3 separate regions of the Homo sapiens genome follow, and regions 2 and 3 are each linked to region 1. Evidence: chromatin loops called from intact Hi-C (ENCODE). Cell type or tissue: heart left ventricle. All regions are shown on one strand. Each heading gives the region's core, and the rest is flanking DNA. Links, peaks and the distances in the headings are about the cores only.

Region 1 (6,051 bases), core at 1,195-5,194:
GGATCTGCCTACTCCTCTTCATTCCCATGGCCACTGCCTGAGGCCAATTCACCATCCTATTTGCTTGGATTACCACAATGGCTGCCTCACCAGTCCCCCTGCCTCTGGCCTGACTGAAATGTCAGTCAGGATGCTGTTGGCTATGAGAAAACTGTGACTAAAATTGGCTTGCTGTTGCACATAACCACAGGTTCCTCGTAGGGGCAGGCTCCAGAACAGCCCACCAAGGCTCTGGCCCTACTTCTTTCTGCACCTCTTAACCTTAAACTCACCCATGTGGTAACTTCATCAGGCTGGTAGATTGATAACCACATCCATTCCTGGTGTCATATCCGGTCTCTACAAAGTCCAGAGGTAGAAAAGTCCATCTCTTCTTGTGTGCTTCACTTATACAGGAGGAAACCTTTCTAGAAGCCCTCAAGGAAACCCCCCTAATGCATTTGGCCACCCAGAAGAGGGGGATTTCTAAACAAGCTGGGAGTTCTGTTAGGAAGGAAGAAGGTGGCTGCTACATCCATTTTTCTACACAGCAAACTTAATGATCTTTCTAATGCAGAAATCGATCATATCATTTTTCTGCTTAAAGTCCTTCAGTGGCCACCACTACTCTCACACAAAGCCCAAATGTCTTACATGAGCATATGAGGCCATTTTTACTATGACCCCTGTCTACCGCCCCAGCCTTACTCCTCTCCCTACCCTCTGTCCTGCAGTCATGCTAAACTGCTTGCATTGATATAAACAAGCCATGTTCTCCCCTCTTATCAGTTGCTTCTTGGCTTCTGCTGTTTCCTTTGCTTGGAGAACACCTTGCTTCTTCTGGCTTACTTGGGTCATTTTGGGAAACTCCATATAGATACCAGTTCTTCTCAGGAGGCTTCCCTTGGCCCTGCTGTGTGCTTACCCTTATACTATCCCTTGGCCTACCTTGGCCAAGCCTTCCCTTGGCCCATCTTGTGCCTACTCTTACACTATCTGGAGGTATTCAGACGACCTATTTGCCAACCCGTTTCTCTTCCCGGACTCCAGGCCACAGGAGGGAGAAGTCTGTGTGCCTACTGTAAGGAGCTGTCTGGTGCCTTAGGTAAGACTCAGTTTCTAGCATCAGACAGCCCGGATTTGGTTCTTGCCTTCAACTACTGTAACTAATCATATTCAATTACTATGAGTAACTAAGGTCACTAACTGCTTTGAGTACTCAAGGTAGTTAGTGACCTTGGGCAAGTTATTTAACTCCTCTGAACTTTTGTTTCTTCATCTATAAAGCAGGGACAATAACACTCACTATCTCATGCAGTGATTGTGAGGGTCACGTGGGATGATTTGTGTAAAGCACTTAGCACAGTGCCTGACACCAAGCTGGTGCTCAGTGAATGTTAAGCTGAATGGTGATTTGGTGAACAGAGCTGAGTCTCTCCCACTGTTCTGGGGATGTTAAAAGCACTCTGATACACGTACCTGGATACAGGGCTGCCAAGGCTAATCTTATATACATAATTGAGGAGGATGTAGGGATATGTTGGCTTCTCAAATAATTATTATACTAGGCTATGTTGCTGAATTCTTAATCCTGCCATTACAGATTGACTATTTCATGTTAGCAATCAATCAATATTTACTAAGAAAAAAATTCTTGATAGTGCAGTGGCAAACTCACTCATTTCCTGCTCCAAAAGACATGGCCTTGTCCAACTAGTCAAGCTGTAGACAGCAAGTGCTCTTGGACTTCAGAGAAGATCTCTACATTGAACTTGGAGGATGATGATGACATTTAGACAGATGGAGATGGGAGAAGAGGACCCAGACAATGAGAAGAGAAGAGGCTGGAGAGCTCTGTGCATGGCAGAGGATAGCATATGAACCTCTGGTGACCAGAGGGTCTTGCAGGTACGGACTTGGGGATTTTCCCTTGAAAAATGTGAATTCACTTGAATTGATATTTTATCATAGAATTGTAGAACCAGAAAGGAATTTTAAATCCCCTTATTTGAAGAAACTGGAGCTCAGAGAAACTAAATACTGGGTCCAAATTCACCCAGTTAGTTGGTGAGAGAGAGAGAGAGACTATAAACCAAGGTTATCTGACCCCAAATCTAGACTTTAGAGCTCTTTTACCCACTACCAAACCACCTCTTAATTAGTTTAGTTATATTTCTTCTTCTTCTTTTTTGTTTTTTTTTTTTTTTTTTGAGACAGAGTTTTGCTCTTGTTGCCCAGGCTGGAGTGCAGTGGCGTGATCTCAGCTCACAGCAACCTTCACTTCCTGGGTTCAAGCAATTCTCCTACCTCATCATCCCAAGTGGCTGGGATTACAGGCATGTGCCACCACACCCAGCTAATTTTTTTATTTTTAGTACAGATGGGGTTTCTCCATGTTGGCCCGGCTGGTCTTGAATTCCTGACCTCAGGTGATCCGCCCACCTTGGCCTCCCAAAGTGCTGGGATTACAGGCGTGAGCCACCGCGCCCGGCTCTTTCTTCTAATACGATGCTGAGATAATGAAGTGAGAGAAATTGGGGATTCATTGTGGGTGGAGGGGGTGGGTGAGAAGGGAGCACAAGAGGAAAGAGAAGAGGAGACCCAGGAGGAAGTGGGGAGGTGGGAAACATGTGTCTCTAACCTTCAGCTTCTTCCAACCCTCTTTGCCTTCTGAACAGAGCCTAAAATGCATTCACACAAAAACATAAATCACCCAAAAGCCAGAAACAAAACATCATGCTCAAGTAGCCTGTTATCAGGAGGGGCCTGGAGTGGAACACTATGTTGCAAGAACCAGCACTTCTGAAACCCAAGTTCCAATTCCAGTCTGCCACTGACTCATATTATAGCCTTGGGGAAAACATGCAGCCAATGGAACCACATAGAACATTCTAAAGGAATAATTCTGAAGATACTTGAAGACTGTCGCCATCATCCAGCCCTCCTCCCAAGGCTTCAGGTCTTCAGGCTAAATACCTTCCATTCTTTATCAGTTCTTTAATTTCTAATTTACCCCGATTGCCCTCTTCTGGATAAGTAGCAATCTGTCAATGTCTCTTTTCAAGGCACTATGAATGGGACATAGATTCCAGCTGGGTGGGTATATCAGTCCAATTCTCTCCTTGCCATGCACTCTAGACTTGTATTAATGGAGATTGAGTGCGGGGCCTCTTTGGCACTTTGTCTTACCAGTACTTTCCTCCCATGTGGATGCAGATCCACTCAGTTACACACGCATCCATCCAACAAGGCTATCATCTACTACAGACTCCTCCATTTTCTCCAGAAACAAATTCAGAAAGACTTTGTTAAATGCCTGGTGGAAATTCAGATATGTTATGTGCACAGACATATCTTGATTTACCTGTCTGCAGTCACAATCAAAACAAAAAATTGTATTTGGTCTTTCTGAGCTTATGTTGCCTCCTGCTGGTTGCCATCTCTTGTTCCAAATGCTCATGAATCTTTCTGGTCTACGACCTGGCTCAGGTCACCTCCATGCTTACCAATCTCTCATTGTCAGGACCCACCTGCTTTCTCTAAAAAAAAAGGAAAAAAAAAAAACTTCTTCCTTACTTTTGGTTGTCTCTAGTTTTCCAGCATCCCCTCCATTTTTCTGATTACTGAGAGGATTACATAGAGCAGTTCAATCATCTCATTGCAAAATGCCTGATTATCCTGGCATGTAATTTTTATTTATTTATTTTAGAGATGGAGTCTTACTCTGTCACCCAGGCTGGAGTGCAGTGGTGTAATCATAGCTTACTGCAGCCTCTAACTTCTGGGCTCAAGAGATCCTCCTGCTTCAGCCTCCTGAGTAGCTGGGAACATAATGGGTGCTACCACACCTGGCCCTGGCATGTAATTTTGTAACATCTTTCTTATAAAAGACACTTCTGGTAGAATTTAGGTTATAGGTGAAGATGCAACATAATTTTTTTTTTTTTTTTTTTTTTTTTGAGATGGAGTCTCGCTCCGTCACCAGGCTGGAGTGCAGTGGTGCGATCTCAGCTCACTGCAACCTCCACTTCCCGGGTTCAAGCAATTCTCCTGTCAGGCTGGAGTGCAGTGGTGCGATCTCAGCTCACTGCAACCTCCACTTCCTGGGTTCAAGCAATTCTCCTGCCTCAGCCTCCCGAGTAGCTGGGATTACAGGCACGTGCCACCACGCCCAGCTAATTTTTGTATTTTTAGTAGAGACGGGTTTCACCATGTTGGTCAGGCTGGTCTCGATCTCGTGACCGCGTGCTCCATCCGCCTCGGCCTCCCAGAGTGCTGGGATTACAGGCGTGAGCCACCGCACCTGGCCTTTTTTTTTTTTTTTTTCTGAGACGGAGTCTTGCTCTGTCGCCAGGCTAGAGTGCAGTGGCGCAATCTCAGCTCACTGCAACCTCCGCCTCCTGGGTTCAAGTGATTCTCCTGCCTCAGCCTCCCGAGTAGCTGGAACTACAGGTGTGTGCCACCATGCCAAGCTAATTTTTATATTTTTAGTAGAGATGGGGTTTCACCATGTTGGCCAGGATGCTCTCGATCTCTTGACCTCATGATCCACCCGCCTTGGCCTCCCAAAGTGCTGGGATTATAGGCATGAGCCACTGCACCTGGCCCTAATGTAATTTTTTAATACCTTTCTTATAAAAGTCACTCCTGGTAGAAATTAGGATATAGGTGAGGCTGTAACTAAGACTTGTGATAATAGAGAATTGGCACAGAGAGAGGATCTCTCTGATGCCCACACCTCTGTAACAGCCCACGTGTAAGCAGTCCTGGGCTCCTATGGCAGCATCAGTGACCAGGATCCTTTGATCTTGCTGTTCCATCTCTAGAGAGTTGCTTTTGCCCATATGGTTCAAGATGGCTCAGCAGCATCATTTCATAAGCCTCCTTGGCAGTGGAAAGGGGAAAAAGGGAGGAGGAAGGCGCAACCCTGAACTTGCATATGTTGCTTCTATTTATATCCTATAGGCAAGAACTTACACACAGGCACTGAGCCGAAAGGAAGACTGGAAATGCAATCTTTATTCTGAGAAGTAATATGCTCAGCTAAAAGTCTGCAGTTCTGGTTCTATGGGAAAAGAGAAGACAGATATTAAAGAAAATTAGCAGTCTCTGCCACACTTCAACTTCCTCTGTAAATCTCTTACATTCCGCATTTTCCCATATCTGAAACTGTAGAGTCACTTCTACTTTTCCTAATTCTTTTTTAGTTACTCACAAAATCCTATTTATTTTATTCTTTTAATCAATTCTATTTTACCTCCTAAAATATTTTTATCCATCCGTTTCTTCCTATATTCACAATGATCGACATCCAGATACAGACACTCATCAGTCTTTGGTTTTGCCAGCCCCAACCCAGAGTCCACACTGGTCATCTTCCACCTGCTGGGGGCTTAGCAGGAAAGGATAGAGGATAGCTCTCCCCTCTGGCAAGTGGCATGGGACATAGTTTTCTGCTGCTCTCAATACCGATGCCTATTTGGCATTGGACTGGGGATGGGGAACCAACATTCTTCCTTCTTAGCCCCCTGTCAGGAGGTATAAGAAATCACTGCTTCTGCCACTGCGACATCCTTCCCAGGTCCAGCTAATTCCTACTGACATTAGTTCAGCCTCACTCCCCAGAGAACAGTGCTCCTCTAGCTTATGTCATCTTTTTCCCCATCTTTTGGGTGCTGTGTTTAGCCATTTTGTCATTTAACAAGACAATAAGAGCCTTTTAACTTGTGTCTCTGGAAACATCTTGTCCTCCTCTCAATCATCCTGTGCAGAGACAAATTAATCTCCTTAAAATAATGATCTCATTTTTAAAAACTCTCCTACTTAAAAATTTCTAAAGGGTGGGCCATTTGTCACAGCAGTGGTAGCAATAAGCAAATGCATGTTGCCTTGCTCAAGGTCATTTCACTAATTGATCAAGATACTCTTTCCAGCTCAATGCAGATGAAGCTTTAGAATCCTTTCCCACAGTTGGCACTACCAACCGATTAGAATTGGCATGGAAGATAGATCTTGTTTATCACCCTTAGCCTATAAAATTTTTTCCAAAAGTTAGGCTTTTGACAGTGCTCT
Region 2 (6,051 bases), core at 892-4,891, 210 kb before region 1:
AGTCTGGTGGGCAGACAGAATGTGAAGAGCCAGCCAGGGTCCCAAGATGATGCTGGAGCCATTAGCACGGCTTACATTTTCAAAGGTCTTGTAAATCACATTATGGTTTTAGGATGTTTTTCCTGGGCAGTTATTTTAATCAGGGGATCAGACATGATCAACTTTTTTTTTTTTTTTTTTGCTTAAGAACGATCACTCTGGCTGCTCTGTGAGCAGTGAATTGGAAGTGACAAGACTAGGGGCAGGGAGACCTGTTTGGAGGCTATCGCACTAACCCTGGTGAGAGGTGGCCATGGCAGAGTTGCTGGAGGGAAGGGGGAGAATTCTAGAAATGTTTAGGGATACAAGAGAACAGGGCTTGATGTGGGAGATGAGAGAGAAGGAGGACTTTAGGGTAACTTCAACATTTCTTGTTTGTGCAGCTGGTTGGTTGGTGGCGCTTTTTGGTTGACAAAGGGTATACAGAGGATGATTTCTTAGTCCTCTTATTGATAGATTTTAATACAATAAAGTCATCTCGAAGTTTCAGATACATTTCTTCATGCTCTTTCTAGGTTTTTCTTTCTTTTACATGTTTCATGGGTGGGGGAGGGTTTAAGAGTCTCAATTGCTCTGGAAATTGACCTTCCTGCTAGGGAAGAGATGGTGGTATCCTTATGACAGTTTTCTTCCAAATTGTGGAACGCTTTGTGGTATTTAGTAATCATATTTTTGGTTTTTTTTTTTTGTCTACAGGGAGTGGAATTACTTTCATAGAAATATATAAAAATTCATTTTTTCTCTCCTAATTTTTTTTTGTGATACATTTTTCTGTAAGGAGGAATTATAGGACTTAACTTTCTATGAGTGTGGTAAAGAGGATAAATACCTCTGTATCCTCTTTATATAAATGAAAGGCATCTATCCAGTTTTGAATTATTTGGGGAAAAAAATCCCATGGAGGAATGAACTCGAGATAATTAAATTTCTCCAATTCAGAAACTCTGAATTTTTTTTTTTTCTTATTAGGAAAGTGGTTGAGATATGGCTGAATGGAAATTTAAAATCTTGAGCATGGTTATACATCAGAAACGTAACATGTAGTCTAGGTCCATTCCAGAGAGCAAAAAAGACTCAATATTTTTGACATTATTAATGAATAGATTGATGCATTTGTTATGCCTGCAGAGAAACATTATTTTATCACGAGTTGCCTGCAGCTCAGAGAGTAAAGGGCTTTTGGAAGAGTTATTCAGAGAGAGGTCAAGGGGGAGTTACTGGTTTTTTGTTTTTACAAGGAAGTTTTAGTAAATCATATTAATAGTAATAATAATAATGATGATGGTGTACATTTGCATAGCACTTGGCAGTTTACACTGCTCTTTAGAGTGCGGGATCCACGCAGCTCTCTGTGAAGTAAGCATTTTATAGGTGCCAAAACAGATTCACAAAGTGTACCTGAGGTCATCTGTTTCCTGGAGCTGTAATTTTTCCCAATAATCAGTAATATTCCCCATGCATTACAATGGTATCCACAATGCAGCTGTGTGGGGAGAAGGTAAGCCTCTTTATTGAGGGTGAGAGGGCATGAACCGGCTCCTGGGTGCGCCCTCCTAGGATTGAGTTAGAGTTTGCAATATTAAAAGCACAACTCCAGTCACACCTGTGGATGGTAACAAGATGCTAGACTGAGCACGATAGGCTATTTCTCATTTTTTTTTCCTAGTAAAATTTATTTGTTCTTTGTTCTCATGTCTTCTGTTAGCATTCTTTGGAAAGGCATTAGTTAGTGCCACAGGTTTTAGAAAAAAACTAAGGGAAAAATACTAAAGCTGAGAATGTTTTATTAAGTTTTTTTTTTTCTGTGAATTAGTAAAAGACTGTCATGTATGATTTTAGCAGAATACCTTGATCCAGATTGAGGAACTCCAACCAGTAATCCTGGGAGGCATAATTTAAGAACCGCTAACAGAAGCATTTTGAAAGTGATTGAAATTGACATTCCTTAAAAAGGTAGTTTATTGCCTTCTGAGGAACATTTGTTTAGCTCTTTAAATTATTCATATTTGAAGGGAAAGCATTCTACAAGAAATCTTATTTTTGAGATATAGCTGGTAAATATGGAAAACTCAAAACGCCTGCCTGTTCTACTTGTCATCGTTCATCCTCTGACAGCTTACACCAGTCAAGTTACTAAGTCTCTGGTTATTTTTGAGACTCTTTCTCCCCAAGCGTTCCTTAGTGAATCTTAAGATTCTGGGATTTAGCTTAGCAGACAGGCTGTGCCACCATGCAGTGTCTTCTTTGGCCCTCCCTGCCCCATTGCAATGTCTTTTACTACACCTTATTTAGCCAAAAATGTGCAGTCCTTTAGTGATGAGAATGTAATAATGGAATACTTAAAGTAATTAAAGATACTGCTTTTTCTGATTGAAACAAAAGCTAATAGACTTCCAATTGTCACCTGTCACAGTGTACTTTTTTGGAGTTGCCCTTTGAGCTGTGTTATCTGATTTGAACTTTTCAAGCTTCCTCTGGCCACACTGGGATTTTTCTCTGGCTATGCCCTGCAGTCCCTTTACTGAATTGGCAGTGCTCCTAATGCTTTTCTCTAGCTTTCATTTGACCTTCAGTAGAGGTTAAAATTAACTTCAAGGTGAAACTGGTCCTCGTGATTGGTCGATTGCTTCTCTTTCTTGAGCACTGCACCCATTTCAGAAGACAGATGGTTTTAGTATTAATGGCATCAACCATCCTTTGCTGGAAGATAAAGAGTCAGACTTTCTATTTGGAATGTAAGCTCCTTGAGGGCACTGAGCTTGTTTATTCAACCTTCTATTCCTAGTGCCTAGAACAGTGCCCAGAACACTGTAGAAGAAGATGTGTTGATTAAAGGAATGAAACTTTCCTATAGGGACTCTCAAGAGATAGCTGGCCTAACTTAGAATAGAAATGTGTGTGCCAAGGACTCGTGGTTTCAAGAAACAGATACTCAAGTGGGTGTGGACACATTTCCAGGATGTTCTCCCTCTCACATGTACCCAACCAGACCCTCGGGCCTTGTCCTTTCTGTCTGGTTCTAGGGAAAAAGCCCATTGCCTGTGCTTTCTAAAATAATAAATCTCACATTCACAAAGGATCTGGTTTCTGCATGTTTTTCTGCATGTTCCAAGCTCCAGCCATGTGCAAGTGATATTAACAAATTTATTTATGATTTGTTCGTATCCTCCTCCTTCCAGAGATTGGTTGAAATATTAAACTGTTCATTTCTATTCTTCACTTCCTTTAAGCCTTAATTGGAGCCACTTCTTCTATTGGATAAACGCCTTCCCTGGTTGGCCTCGTTTCTCTCAGGTCCCTTGTTTCACTTTGTGTTTCCTCAGTTGCCAGTAGGCTGTGCTGTGATGCTTTGCATTTATTTGGTTATATCATGTATACATTTATTCTGTGTCCTCTATTAGATACTCTTGTCGTTTTTTAAGCTAACATTCATTGAGGTTTATTGTGTGTCAGGTCCTGTGTTTAGGGCTTTGGATCCTAAATTATCACATTAATTTTCACAGCAACTGTTTGCAGTAGGTGGCATTATCCCCATTTTACAGATGAGAAACCTAAGTTTTAGAGGAGAGACACACCCAAGGATGTACACCTAGTAAATGGCAGAGCTGGGGTTTGAATCTTTATGCATTTAATTTAAAAGCCTGAATCATCACATTTCACACCCTCTTAGAGGAAGGCAGGGTTCATGCCATCTGCTTCCTCCAACCACCACCACTCTTCAGCAGTATACCACAGAATGCTGTAAGCTTCTTATGACCTGAAAAGATGTATTTTAAATGCAATCAATACAAGTCTTCTGAAGAAATACACACAAGCAAATTCAATTCAACACCACCAAAAACTCCTTCAATTAAGATAAACCAGTATTGACATTTTGGAGTATATCTTTCCTTGTTTCTTTTGCAAAGAATTAAGTATATACATTGGAAACACTCTTAAGGCTTAATGCATTCTGCTAATAAATTTCTCCTTCTTAGAACCAAAGTTGTGTGCTCACTAAGAGCCATTTGTTTTTTTCTTAGTACTGTTTATGCCAATCGAACTTACTGTAATTCTGTAATCTAATTAGATATTACGTAAACCAATGAAATATGAGTATAAAAATAGAGTTGTTGCCACTAAAATTAGGTTGAATGCTTTAGCAAAATGTGATAAAAACAAATCTCTAAAACAATTGCTCTAGAATTCAGAGTAGGTGGAACAACTGAAAGATTTGAAAATAAATGTTAAAAGTCACAAAGGATTCAACATTCATATTGCTTCACAAGTGTATTTAAATTTTTGTTTCATGTTAAAGAAATTGAAACTGAAAATAGAGAAGAAGATGGATTATGGATATGATTTATGCAGGAAAGATTATGTGGAATTCTAGCCAGCAAATACTCAAGTCCTCAGTGTTAAAGTTAAAATAAAATGTTTTAGGCAGCAGGTGGTTTTTTTTTTTTTATGAATCCTCACTTTCACTAGCTTTTGAAATTAAGCAATTAACTTCTGATCCTAAATGTGTTAGATAAGAATGCTTCTACTCTATATATCTCAAAAAAGAATAACATAATTTGCTAAGCAGCTTTTTTCATGTAATATATCATGAACATGTTTTCAAGCCAATAAATATGGATTAAAACATTTTCTGGCAATATAACGTACATGCAGAAAAGTACACAGATCCTAAGTGTACAACTCAGTTTATGATCACAAAGTGAACACATCCATTTACTGCCCTCTACTTAGGTCAAGCAACAATATTCCCAGTACCCCCAGAAGCCTCCCATGGCCTCCTCCTCCCCACCAGAGATAATAGCTACTTTGAATCTAACATTATAATGTTTGTTTTGGAACTTTACGTAAATGAAATGTCTGTAGTTTTTGATTTTTTTACTTACTTTACTCAATATTTGTTTGTGAGATTCATCCATGTTTTTCACATGTATTATTTGTTTATTCATTCTCATTGCAGTTTATTATTTCATGTGAAAGAAGATACCATAATATTTACTCATTCTGTTGTTTTTGTTATATACTTTATTTATTTTTTTTTTTGGAGACAGGGTCTTACTCTGTTGCCAAAGCTGGAGTGCAGTGGCACAATCTCAGCTCACTGCAATCCCACCTCCCAGGTTCAAGTGATCCTCCCCCAAGTTAGCCGCCTGAGTAGCTGGGACTACAGGTATGCGTCACCATGCCTGGCTATTATTTTTGCATTTTTTGTAGAGGTGGGGTTTCTCCACGTTGCCCAGGCTAGTTTCGAACTTCTGGGCTCAAGTGATCCACTCGCCCCGCCCTCCCAAAATGCTGAGATTAAAGGCATGAGCCACCACTCTTGGCCCACCATTCTATTGTTGATGGCCATTGGGGTTGTTTCCAGTTGCGGGCTATTATGAAAAATGTTGCTATGAACATTCTTGTACATGTCTTTTGGCATACGTGTGCAGTTTTAAAGTTGTTCATTTGTTTATATGCCTTAGGAATGGAATTGGCAGGTGATAGGATATGTGTATGTTCAGCTTTAGGGAATACTGTGAAAGTGGTTGCACAAATCTACAATCCCATCATCAATTTATGTGAGTTACTGTTGTTCCTTATCTTTGGCAACACTTGGTTTGGTCTGTCTTAACTGGTTTTATCCAAACTGGTAGGCTTGTTATAGTCTCTTGTGATTTTAATTTGCATTTTCCTGTTGGCTAATGAGCACATTTTCATATGTTTATTGACCATTTGGATGTCTTTTGGGTGGGCATGTTGAAGTATTTGTTTAGTATTTGTCTCTTGCCTACTTTTCCATAGAACTGTCAGACATTTTCTCATTTATTTGTACTTATATATTCTAGATGTAAGTTCCTTTGTTGGTTATATGTGTCAGCAATGTCTTCTTCCACTCTGTGGCTTGCCTTTATTGCTCTCTTAGTAGGGTTAATGGAGCTTCCCAATTTTAATGTTGTCCAACTTACCAATCTTTCTCTTTGTTGTTAGTACTTTTTGAGGCTTGTTCAAGAATCTTCACTTATGCCGAAG
Region 3 (6,051 bases), core at 892-4,891, 300 kb before region 1:
ACCTCATATTTTGACATATGTCTGAATACCTGATCAGCATGACATAGCCAGCTAACTTTAGGAAGACCTGGTAAGATCCCAGTGGAAAAAGCAAAAGTATTTTCATTCCTAGTCTGGGCTCGTTACAGTTAAATGTATCTTTAGGCTTTTTGAAATATTAGACATAGCTGGCTTTTGAGGACCACTGGAATTCACTGCTTGGATTGTCCTTACAAAATTAAATACTCCACATGTCTGAACAAAATGTATCTAGATGTTTTTATGACTTTATTGAAAGCAGAATAGATAACATAGAGTTGGAGAAATGTTAAAAAATTATTGGTGTTTTCCTGATATTTGACTTAGAGGTTTCTGCTGGCATCATATAGTTGGAAACAACAAAACAGGTGAACTGAAAGCCTTTCACTATCAAAATACTGAATTTAATTTTATGGTCATTTTGGGTGATACAGATCATGCTGTTGTATGTCATTCGTAGAGGTATAATACCATTTTTTTTTTTTTGAGACGGAGTTTCACTCTTGTTGCCCAGGCTGGAGTGCAATGGCGCGATCTCGGCTCTCTGCAACCTCTGCCTCCCGGGTTTAAGCAATTCTTCTGCCTCAGCCTCCCGAGTAGCTGGGATTACAGGCATGTGCCACCATGCTCGGCTAATTTTGTATTTTTAGTAGAGATGGGGTTTCTCCATGTTGGTCAGGCTGGTCTTAAACTCCCGACCTCAGGTGATCCGCCCACCTCGGCCTCCCAAAGTGCTGGGATTACAGGCGTGAGCCACCATGCTCGGCCATAACCCCATTATTTCTTCAGATTCATTCAGAGAGTTAGAAAGAATTAAGGCATTTTTTACAAAATGATGAGAGTTACAGAGAAGCTGAGGAAAAATAGCTTTTTAAAAAAGCAAACAGAATGAAGCAGTACATAATGGGAAAAAAATTGAGCATATCTGTGTAGAAGTTTAGAAAAATAAGGTTTTTCTCAAGATTTGTTAATTCTGTAGAAGGTTGGCTCTGGAACAAATTCGTACAGTCATCTTAATTGTTTTACTTTTTACTGAGTAACACTGCTATTGAAAAAAACATTCTGAAGTGAGGGTTTGATTTATATATGTCTTTGAATACCTTCCACGGTGACAATCACATAAACTCTTTTAAAAAAGACTTGTATTTATTAAATATTGACTATTTTAAATAATATTACAAAATATAAGTAAGATATGGAGAATAATGGTACAGCGAACACCCGTCTCCTCATCACTCAGTTTAAGAAAAATAATATTACGATTGCCTTTAAAAACCCCGGGCACTCCTTCCCAATCTTGTCTCATTCCCAACCCCCACGCAGTGAAAAGCCCTGAATTGGGGGTTTATCATTCATTCACTTCTTCACTTTATAGTTTCCTATCTCCTAAAAATCACTTTTAAAATCTTCATATGTTTTTGAAAATCCTGTATACCGTAAGTTCTAGAGGTGTGTGTGTGTGTATATGTATATATGTATATAGAGAGAGATATATATGTTTTTTGTGTGTGTGGGAAGGAAAGGGTGGAAGTAATGGAAGAAATTATGCATTTAAACTTGATAGTTAACACCTTCTCTTGTTTCAGAACTTAAAATATTTTTTACATGTTTAAAGTAATTTAATTGGTGGCAATATTTTAATTCTAAAATTAAATTGGGATTTACTGAATTGGAAACCTAGGTTTTGTTATTTTGTAAATCCTGGGAAGAGTATCAGAGTTGAAATCCCTTCAATTTAACGTCCCTATAAAAAAGAAATCCAGAACCTACTGCCTAAGACCTCGGTGCTTCTCCAGTGTTGTAATTGAGTAATTTTAGTAAGATTTAAAATAGTCCACTTAAATTTTTGTAAAGATATCTTTGAGTTTTGAGGATCTAGACTATAGGAGAATGTGTGTACACATTAACCTCTTAATGTATGTACACATTAAACTCTTCCTACCTTTTCCTCATTTTGATCATACTTATTAATTAATTTGTATGGATTCAGTAGTCTCTTGGGAGGCCTTGAGAACAAATGGGAAGGAATGGCCTTCTTTTTTAGCCAAGACGTTGATCCTTCTCTAAGAATGAACTGATTTTATCTTATTAAGGTTTTCTTGTGTTGGTCTTCCCAGAGATGCTTGGTTTCCCCTTTATTGGTTTGTTGTTTTAATTTTCGTTGTTTCACTTGTAAATTTTGAGCTGTCTCAGAGGCTTTATTTTGGTGATTGTTCCTGGTTAGTTGCTTTTTACTTATGTGCTGGATGTAATTTGTTTAGAGAATTGAGCTGTATCTTGTTCTTCTCTACTCTTCTGAACGCCACCCCCATCAAATCTCAAAACATACAAAAACACCCTAAACCTTTTGATTCTCTCAGAATCTGCCTCTGTGACTAGTCTCCCAATCTCTGTTAGGAAAAAAAAAAAGGTTTAAGTTGTTAAAGTTGTTAATGGATCATTGGTTTTGTGTTTTTCTCACCCTGTAAGGACTCTTACCTTTTAAAAGAGGAATTCTGGTGATAAAATGACTTAATCCACCTTGGCACCGTGGAGAGAACACTTCATGGTTTGTCTCTCTGGCCAAGGTCACATACTAGACATTAGATCAGCTGGAAATCCTCTCTGGGCTCCTGTCAGGTCATTTAGGAGATAGGGACAGTGCCGTGTCTGGGTGAAGGCAGCCTGTGCCTGCCTGCCTGGCTTCTCACTGCTCATGGGGCCTGTCGGCACTGACAGGCTCCCTCCAGTGCCTGAGCTAATCTGGATCTGGAAAGGAGGTTGATGGCAGCCCAGCCTCCCCATCTGGTGGGACTCAGCGTAAATCACGGTGGGAGTGACTCCTGGGCCACAGGACCCCCTCCCTGTTCCACTGTGTTGGCCCTGGCTGTGGGTCTGGGTGTCTGCCATGATTCTCTGCCTTTTGCCCCAGTCTTCCTTTAAGCTTGGGAGTGTTTTTGTTTTTCTCTCCTCCGTTGGTTTGATTCATGCTTTATGTATTCTTAGCCATGGCGAGAGTGAAGAACAGAGCTCTGGGAACACAGCTCGGTGCCTCCGGCATCAGCATTGGATGTCTCAACTCTTGAGCCTGTTGGAATGGCTGTCCCTAAGCTGACACTTGCTTCAACCTTCTCTGGGCTTGATCTTGTCCTCCCCATAGACTCTGTGCCCTGGACTCCCTGGCTGCTCTTACAACAGCAGTGCGCAGGACTGGCTAGTCCATTTCCCCTCTACCTGTGGGCTCAAGGGCTCTGCCTGCCCCTTGTGGCGCCAGCCTTGAGTGACAACACAGAACCACACCTGCCGCCCTCCTGAGATACATTCTAGCTCTGAGTTGCATACTTGGATGCATCTAAAGTCACTGAGCTCTTAATGGCAGATATTTTAGATATTGTGATGGGTTTATTAGAGAGGTTTCTAGCTTGGGATTCTTTTCATAGGTTCCTCCAATCATACCACGTAATTGACCTTGCTCTGCATGTAAGTTCAGTGTTGGTCTCAGTGTATCTAGCTTGCAGTCTATCCATGTGCTTCCACTGTGACTGAGTAGTGTTTGCCTAGTGGCGTCCTGTGTGCTAGAGTGAGAACAGTGGGTCAGTATCCATAGCAAGACCCTTCCCTCGGTAAAGGGAGAGTCTGCAGAGGGCCCAGGTTTCTGTGTATACCCAGCCCGATTTTCATATACTTCCTAAGGACCTACTGAATGCCAGGTACTGGGTATATAAAGACAAATGGAGGATCTCCAGATCAGTTGAGGGCATTCATGCGTTCATCCAGCAAATATTTGCTGAGTCTTGACCATGTGCTAAACCAGAGGTCCCCAGCCTTTTTGGCGTCAGAGACTGGTTTTGTGGAAGACAATTTTTCAACCAACGGGAGAGTTGGGGGGAATGATGGTTTCGGGATGAAACTGTTCCACCTTAGATTATTACCAGGCATTAGATTCTCATAAGGAGTGCGCGACCTCGATCTCTGGCATGTGCAGTTCACAATAGGTTCATGCTCCTATGAGAGTCTAATGCCACTGCTGATCCAATAGGAGGAGGAGCTCAGGTGGTAATCCTCGCTTGCCTGCCACTTACCTCCTGCTCTGCGATCCGGTTCCTAATAGGCCACGGACCGGTATGGGAGTTGGGGACCCCTGTGCAAGACAGTAGGTGCTGGAGATATAACAGTAAACAAAACAAAGCCCTTATTTTCATGGAGTTCAATGTATTCTAGTAGAGGGAGGGGATAAGGGCAGGGACAGATAATAAGCAAATGAATAAATAACATTTGGTGGTGAAGAGCGCTATGAAGAGAAGCGGTATGTGTGGTGGTGGGGGTGGTCAGGGAAAGCCTCTCTGATGAGGGGACACTGAGCAGAGAACTGAGTTTGGCTGCAGAGTTGATACAGGGAGGAGAGCTTTCAGATAGAGGGGACCACAAATACACAGGAAGTCAAGTGGGAGCCACAGGTGACAATGTGGCTAATAAGACACCTTCCTCCCTGGGATGAATCACATTCCACATCAGCAGAGGCTCAGTGGCTACCTTTTGTTTTGCTCTCAACATGTGAGATGTGTGTGCAGCCGTGATCTTGTGTGGCTCGTAGCATGACTTTAGTTGATACGTGGATGTGGGATTAAGTAATATTGAATTACATGATGAGAAAGTTATTTCCTTTCTATTTCTGTTTCAGTTCGGTAAGAATGATAGGAGGTCCTCATGCTTAAAGCCTTCTGTGGGCAACAGTATTTAGCTAGAATCTAGTTGTATTGCTTTTTTTGTGTCAACTTAATGGGTTCCTTCCATTTATGGCAAGCAAAACTTTTCTATTTACGAAGTTCCTTTTAAAAATACATGACTTTTAGAGACTAGAATTGTGGTTATTAGGGACTGGGAAGGGTATGAGGGAGGCAGGGATGGGGAGGTTGGTTAATGGATACAAAATTACAGCTAGATGGGTGGAATAAGTTCTAATGTCCTAGCACTGTAGGGTGAATATGGTTAACAGGAATTTATTATGTGTTTTCAAAATGCTAGAAGAGAGGATTTTGAATATTCCCAGCACAAAGAAAGAATAAATGTTTGACATGATGGATATACTGATTGCCCTTATTTGATCATTACACATTGTATGCATGTATTGAAATGTTACCCTGTATCCCATAAATATATACAATTTTTATGTATCAACCAAAAATAAAAAGAAAAATGTTCATAGGAATATTGAATAGGAAATAAGATTGAAAGTATACCAAATTATTTAGGAAAAAACCATTACTTACATTTAAGTAGAAATGTGTCAACATAAAGGAGACTATAAAAAAATAGGCCAGGCACAGTGGCTCACTCCTGTGATCCCAGCATTTTGGGAGGCCGAGGCGGGCAGATCACCTGAGGTCAGGAGTTTGAGACCAGCCTGGCCAACATGGTGAAACCCCCATCTCTACTTAAAATACAAAAATTAGCCAGGCGTGGTGGCAGGCGCCTGGAATCCCAGCTACTTGGGAGGCTGAGGCAGGAGAATCGCTTGAACCTGGCAGGTGGAGGTTGTAGTGAGCTGAGATCGCGCCATTGCACTCCAGCCTGGGGGACAAGAGCGAAACTTCGTCTAAAAAACAAAACCAACGGAAATAATGGTTGGGTGTAGTGGCTCATGCCTGTAATCCCTACACTTTGGGAGGCTGAGGCGGGTGAATCACTTGAGGTCAGGAGTTTGAGACCAGCCTGGCCAACATGGTGAAACCCCATTTTTACTAAAAATACAAAAAATTAACCGGGTGTGGTGGCAGGCACCTGTAATCCTAGCTAGTCAGGAGGCTGAGGCAGGAGAATTGCTTGAACTCAGGAGGTGGAGGTTGCAGTGAGCCGAGATTGTGCCACTGCACTCCAGCCTGGGCAACAGAGTGAGACTCCATCCCCCCCAAAAAAAAAAAAAAAAAAAAAGAAAAGAAAATAATAATGGTGTGAGGATGTGGCCAAAAGTTGCTTTTCATCATATATTTTTTTAATTTAAAAAGAAAGACAGGCATTTGGGGGAGGAGCCATCACCTGGCTGGCATAGTTAAA

The links. Peaks named below come from ENCODE experiments on the same cell type or tissue, not always from the same donor. Only the 100,000 strongest peaks of a DNase experiment are listed, where the experiment ranks them.
Region 2: a loop joins it to region 1, with 9 times the contacts of the local background. A loop is called at or near these places in 60 of 110 quality-filtered maps.
Region 3: it touches region 1 in a loop (2.5-fold over the local background); 11 of 110 quality-filtered maps call a loop at or near these places.

What each region holds. Positions count from the first base shown.
Region 1 is chr12:93,975,989-93,982,039 of GRCh38, forward strand. The region is part of intron 2 of LOC105369912 (a long non-coding RNA gene); the gene reads right to left. Among named protein-coding and RNA genes, the nearest start is that of PLXNC1, 170 kb to the right of the region's middle. RefSeq lists a silencer at 3,245-3,539. In heart left ventricle, for the core only: a CTCF peak has its summit at 3,406 (motif pointing left); no DNase peak of the experiment used is centred there.
Region 2 is chr12:93,764,019-93,770,069 of GRCh38, forward strand. The region is part of intron 2 of CRADD (CARD and death domain containing adaptor protein); the gene reads left to right. Among named protein-coding and RNA genes, the nearest start is that of CRADD-AS1, 29 kb to the left of the region's middle. In heart left ventricle, for the core only: a CTCF peak has its summit at 3,375; no DNase peak of the experiment used is centred there; H3K27ac peaks cover 2,388 bases.
Region 3 is chr12:93,680,398-93,686,448 of GRCh38, forward strand. The region is part of intron 2 of CRADD (CARD and death domain containing adaptor protein); the gene reads left to right. Among named protein-coding and RNA genes, the nearest start is that of CRADD, 6.0 kb to the left of the region's middle. In heart left ventricle, for the core only: no CTCF peak of the experiment used is centred there; a DNase peak (open chromatin) is centred at 2,724; H3K4me3 peaks cover 429 bases; H3K27ac peaks cover 4,000 bases.